2 separate regions of the Homo sapiens genome follow, and region 1 is linked to region 2. Evidence: chromatin loops called from intact Hi-C (ENCODE). Cell type or tissue: CD4-positive, alpha-beta T cell. All regions are shown on one strand. Links, peaks and the distances in the headings refer to the core of each region. The heading gives the core; the rest is flanking DNA.

The links. Hi-C counts contacts between places; a loop is a spot of excess contacts. Peaks named below come from ENCODE experiments on the same cell type or tissue, not always from the same donor. Only the 100,000 strongest peaks of a DNase experiment are listed, where the experiment ranks them.
Region 1: a loop joins it to region 2, with 10 times the contacts of the local background. A loop is called at or near these places in 3 of 110 quality-filtered maps.

What each region holds. Positions count from the first base shown.
Region 1 is chr17:40,711,227-40,714,142 of GRCh38, reverse strand. No RefSeq gene overlaps it. Among named protein-coding and RNA genes, the nearest start is that of KRT24, 8.9 kb to the right of the region's middle. In CD4-positive, alpha-beta T cell, for the core only: no CTCF peak of the experiment used is centred there; no DNase peak of the experiment used is centred there.
Region 2 is chr17:40,658,891-40,661,806 of GRCh38, reverse strand. KRT222 (keratin 222) reads left to right here. Exons shown (of 6, transcript NM_152349.3): 3 at 1,600-1,820. Among named protein-coding and RNA genes, the nearest start is that of KRT222, 4.8 kb to the left of the region's middle. In CD4-positive, alpha-beta T cell, for the core only: no CTCF peak of the experiment used is centred there; a DNase peak (open chromatin) is centred at 1,686.

The DNA of each region.
Region 1 (2,916 bases), core at 117-2,616, 52 kb before region 2:
GTTTAATAATAATAAATACCTATTTTAGCAAGGATGTAGGGAAAAGGCACTAATGGAGTGTAAACTAGCAAAACCTTTAAGAAAACAATTCAGCAACAGGTATCAAAAGCCTTTTTAAGAAAAGAGCATATCCTTAGAGCCAGCAGTTTCATTTCTAGGAATTTATTCTTACATAATCAATTATTAATATATGTATACTCCTCTCAGCTGTTCATCATAGTGAAACGTAAGCTATAATAAAATATTCAACAATGGAGAATCAATAGGCTAAGTTATGAAACACCCATCAAAGTCCATCAAAGGATGGTCACACAGCCATTAAGAATGCTCAGGTTCATTTATTAACCTAAAAAGATGTCAATCGTCTATTGAGAAATGAAAAGCAGAGTTTTAAGACAATATGTATAGTATGATCTGCTTTTATAAGAATGTAATTACATGTATATTAACACTGTATGTGTTAGTCTGTTCTCACACTGCTGTAAAGAAATATCTGAGACTGACTAATTTATAAAGAAAAGAGGTTTAACTGGCTTACGGTTCTGCAGGCTGTGCAGGAAGCATCGCGGCTTCTGCTTCTGGAGAATCCTCAGAAAACTTACAATCATGGCAGAAGGTGAAGGGGAAGCCGGTATGTCTCCCATAACCAGAATGGGAGGGAGAAGGGGCAGGGAGGTGCCACACACCTTTAAACAACCACATTTCACAAGAACTCACTATCACAATAACAGCACCTGGAGGAGGGATGGTGTTAAACTGTGAGAAACCGCCCCCTACACAATGATCCAATCACCTCCTACCAGGCCCCACCTCCAGCATCAGGGATTACATTTCACCATGAGATTTGGGTAGGGACACAGGCCCAAACTGTATCACTGTACTTACTTGTTTTGTTTTTTTTTTTTAAAAAAAAAGAAGCAAAACCAATATACATCCAAATGTTAACAGTGACTATTTTGGGATAGTGAAATTATGAGTGATCTTTATTTCCTGCTGCATGTTTACATGCATTTTCTCATTTTTCTGAAGTAAACGTGTAGAACTTGTAAAATTTAAAAGTCTTTAAAGAAAAGCCATCTGTATGTTTAAATTTTTTTAAATGAATACTCTTTGTTTTGTTTTGTTTTGTTTTGTTTTGTTTTGTTTTGTCTTGTTTGAGATGGTGTCTCGCTCTGTCACTCAGGCCTGAGTGCAGAGGCAAAATCTCAGCTGACTGCAATCTCCACCTCCCCAGTTCAAGCAATTCTCCTGCCTCAGCCTCCCGAATAGCTGGGACTACAGGCATGTAACACCACACCAGTCTAATTTTTTGTATTTTTAGTAGAGACGGGGTTTCACCATGTTAGCCAGGATGGTCTCGATCTCCTGACCTCATTGATCCACCCACCTTGGCCTCCCAAAGTGCTGGGATTACAGGCATGAGCCACTACGCCCGACCTCTCCTTTTTTATTGTCAAAGAAAAATACAAGAAGGACCAAGTGATAAGTAATGTGGTAGAAACCGTAAGAATAATAAGAAAAATTATGTGGGGAAAAGGAGAAGCTGGTAAATGAAGGGTTGGAGTGTTCCAGAAGAGTGTTCCAGAAGAGATAGCCCTTGAAAAGTGGTAAAATTTGGATACATAGAAAGAACAGAATAAGGTGTGATTTGAGGCTTTGCTCCAAGATCAGTCACATCAAAAGTACTTCTAGAAACACCCAGTGACCTCCAATGAATGGGTCACAAGTTAGTACCTAAAGATCATCCATTAGTCCTCTTTAGAAATATGTGCTTGTGTCCACTCTACACACAGAAAGATAATGGTAGGTCCTGGCCTTGCTGTTGAATGCCACTGTGGGAAGGACAGGGCTTACCTGGCACCCTTCAATCAAGGTTTCCTGGGCACCTGGTTTCTCTGTCTCCCTCCTGGTTACAGGCACAAAAAAGACAAGCACAATTGCTTGCTGGGACCTTCTCCTCACTCCACCTAGTCAGCCTCCACATCACAACAGAGTCCTGTTCCTTTCTCCCTTTCTGGAAGGATCTGGCTTCATAGCCAGTATTCCTACTGGCTCTTCTCCACGTTCTGGTAACAGTATGGATGGCCCCTGTGTCCAAATCCCACAGCCTCTTATGCCCAGCTCAAATCTGCAGACTCTGATCAGCTCTGCCCACCCACGGTCACAGCTTTGCCATGGCTTCTCCAGGGCCCTCTCCTCCTAGGGTAAGCCCTGTGCCCCTTTCTCTCCCAGCATGCCCCAGGGCCACTGCAGGTAGGCTGAGCACCCCAGTCTGTCCCTGTCACTGTCCCTGGGGTGAGTCTTGCCAGGACTGGTCTGATGAGCACAGAGATCACCCACTGGGCAATAATAATTTGGCTAACTACCAGAAAGGTCTCCAAGAGTGCTGCCATTGCCTTATATGTGGTATTCTCTTATAATTATTTTAATCTGTTCTATACCCAGTTATGTCTCTTTCCCACTTCCAACCTTGTGTGTTGGACCTCTCTCTCTTTTCCTAATCAGGCTCATGAAGAGGTTGTCTATTTAATTGATCTCTAAAAGAATCAGCTTTTCGACATATTTATGTATTTTTTTCTTTTCTGTTTAAATAATTTCAGCCTTTATTTTTACTAATTTATTTTTATATTTTTTAGTTTATCTTGCTGTTCTTTAAAAGAAATTTTTATACTAAATGTCTTCATCTTTGGTCTTTCTTTTTTAACAAAGCAGCCATTAGAGGCTATAAATTTTCTTCACTGTTCAAAGTTAGCTACATCCCAAAAGTCCAGGTATGAAGTGCTTTTCTTTTAACTTTTTTTTTTTTTTTTTTTAGAGACAGGGTCTTGCTCTGTCACCCAGAGTGGAGTGCAGTGGCACAATCGTAGCTCACTGCAAGCCTCAAATTCGTAGGTTCAAGTGATCCTCCTGCCTTGG
Region 2 (2,916 bases), core at 148-2,647:
GGCCACTGAATTCTATCCCTGATCCTAGTTTAATTACTCACCCCTCCCTCCATTGTGGCAGTGGCTGTTACCAACTCACTCAAGGTTTAGTTCAGACCTGTAAAAATGAAGAAATCCTTTCTTATTACCTTGGGATTTTCTAGTTGCTGAAGATAGGGAATAGAGCATTCGTTATTATCCAAAGTCTTAACAGTGGAGATTCTTTTATCCATGCCATTGAGACGTCGAATAAAAAATATTTAGGCTGACACTGTGGCTTACCCCTGTAATCCCAGCACTTTGGGAGGCTGAGGTGGGCTGATTGCCTGAGCTCAGGAGTTTGAGACCAGCCTGAGCAACATGATGAAACCCCATCTCTATTAAATACAAAATATTAGCCAGGCATGGTGGCACGCGCCTGTTGTCCCAGCAACTTAGGAGGCTGAGGCACAAAAATTACTTGAACCTGGGAGGCAGAGGTTGCAGTAAGCCAAGATCATGCCACTGCACTCCAGCCTGGGTGACAGAGCGAGACTCTGTCTCCAGAAAAGAAAAGGAAAAAAAAAAAGAAAGAAAAATATTTAAGCATGTTTGGAGCAAGGCACAGTTGCTCACGCCTGTAATCCTAGCACTTTGGAAGGCCAAGGCTTGAGGCCAGGAGTTTGAAGCCAGCCTGAGCAACATGGCGAAAACATCTCTCCTAAAAATACAAAAAATTAGCCAGGTATGGTGGCACACGCCTGTAATCCCAGCTACTCTGGAGGCTGAGGCACGAGAATCACTTGAACCCAGGAGGCAGAGGCTGCAGTAAGCTGAGATCATGCCACTGCACTCCAGCATGAGCGACAGAGCGAGACTGTCTCAAACAAACAAACAAACAAAAAGTATTTAAGCATGTTCCTAAATGCCTTTTATGAGCAGTCTGCTCTGGCCTTGATACTCAATGTACTATATTTTCTTTTTTTTTTTTTTTTTTACAAAGCCTACCTCTGAAGTATACTTTCAATAATTTAAAAATCAGATAATTCAGAGTGATAATAAGTTAATCACACTGCAGAGGATTTTTTTTTCAGTAAGAATTATCACAGGATGTCTTTGAAATAGAGTAAGATCTCTAGTTATGTAAATAAAATATAATTTTTTAATAATTAGGGGTCACACAAAGCTGTAAGGAAACACACCTCTTGCATAGGTATAATAAAATTATTGCAATCTTTTTAAAGAAAAAAATAGAACATAGAATGAAGACAGCCAGGCGCGGTGGCTCAAGCCTGTCATCCCAGCACTTTGGGAGGCCAAGGCGGGCGGATCACAGGGTCAGGAGTTTGAGACCAGCCTGGCCAACATGATGAAACCCCGCCTCTACTAAAGATACAAAAAATTAGCCGGGCGTGGTGGCACGCGACTGTAATCCCAGCTACTTGGGAGGCTGAGGGAGGAGAATCATTGAGCCCAGGAGGTGGAGTTTCCAGTGAACCGAGATCATGGCATTGCACTACACTCTGGGCAACAGGGTGAGACTCCATCTCAAAAAAAAAAAAAAGATGAAGATATTGCAAATCAGATTTCAGAAACACATTCTGTGTTACTGATTCACTGATGAAAATCTATATAAAACAGGAAAGGGGCCTTGAAAACTCCCTACATGCCAGCGAGCAGCATTACCAGATGCAGCTGCAAGACCTAGAGACTGTGATTGAAGGACTAGAAAAAGAGCTACAGGAAGTAAGGCGCGGCATCGAAAAGCAGCTTCAAGAGCACGAGATGCTTCTCAACACGAAGATGAGGCTGGAACAAGAAATAGCAACTTATCGCCACCTCCTAGAAAAAGAAGAAATCAGGTACCTAAATCCATTTAGTTAATGACAAGGGGCCAGAAATACAGAGCCACTTATGCCATTGTTGATGTAGTCAGAGAAATTAAATCCAAAAACCCCATCATCATCATGGTGTACTCACTGAGCCCATACAATAAGGTATGCACTGCAAAGAATATATGAAAGAACCATTTCTAGTCTTCCAAAATTAGGAACCAAACAGCCAAAGTCACCTAGAACAAAATGTAAACAATTCTAGATTACTACAAAAATGATCTTGTAGTCTTGGCCAGCTGCAGTGGCTCACTGCTGTAATCCCAGCACTTTGGGAGGCTGAGGCAGGAGGATTACTACAGCTCAGGAGCTCAATACCAGCTTGGGCAATATAGTGAGACCTCATCTGTACAAAAAATTTTAAAATTCGCTGAGCATGGTGGCACACACCTGTAGTCCCAGCTACTTGGGAGGCTAAGGTAGGAGGATTGCTTAAGGAGTTTGGGATTACAATGAGCTAATCATGAAAAAGACCTTTCCTGAGCTGGGTGCAGCGGCTCACGCCTGTAATCTCAGCACTTCGGGAGGCTGAGGTGGGCGGATCACCTGAGGTCAGGAGTTCAAGATCCGCCTGGCCAACATGGCGAAACCCTGTCTCTACTAAAAGAAAAAAACAATAATAATAATACAAAAATTAGCCGGGCATGGTGGTGCATGCCTGTAATCCCAGCTACTCGGGAGGCTGAGACAGGAGACTCGCCTGAATCCAGGAGAGGCAGGTTGCAGTGAGCCGAGACTGCGCCACTGCACTCCAGCCCAGGCGACAGAGTGAGACTCCACCTCAAAAAAAAAAAAAAAAGAGAGAGAGAGAGAGAGACCTTTCCTAACTTTCTCACTTTCCTTGCCATTCATCTCTTCTAGGATTAGTCTGTGCCTTCTAAGGATCACCCATAACAAAAGCCTGGAAAATTCACAATCACCACAATCCCCCTGATCAAGGGCTCACCCTATACCACACATCAAACCTCAAAACAGTAATCATTACTCTAACGTAATTATATTACAACCACGGAAAGCAATATTATTTTGAGTCATGATTTAAAAGACTACCAGATATCCTGATAGG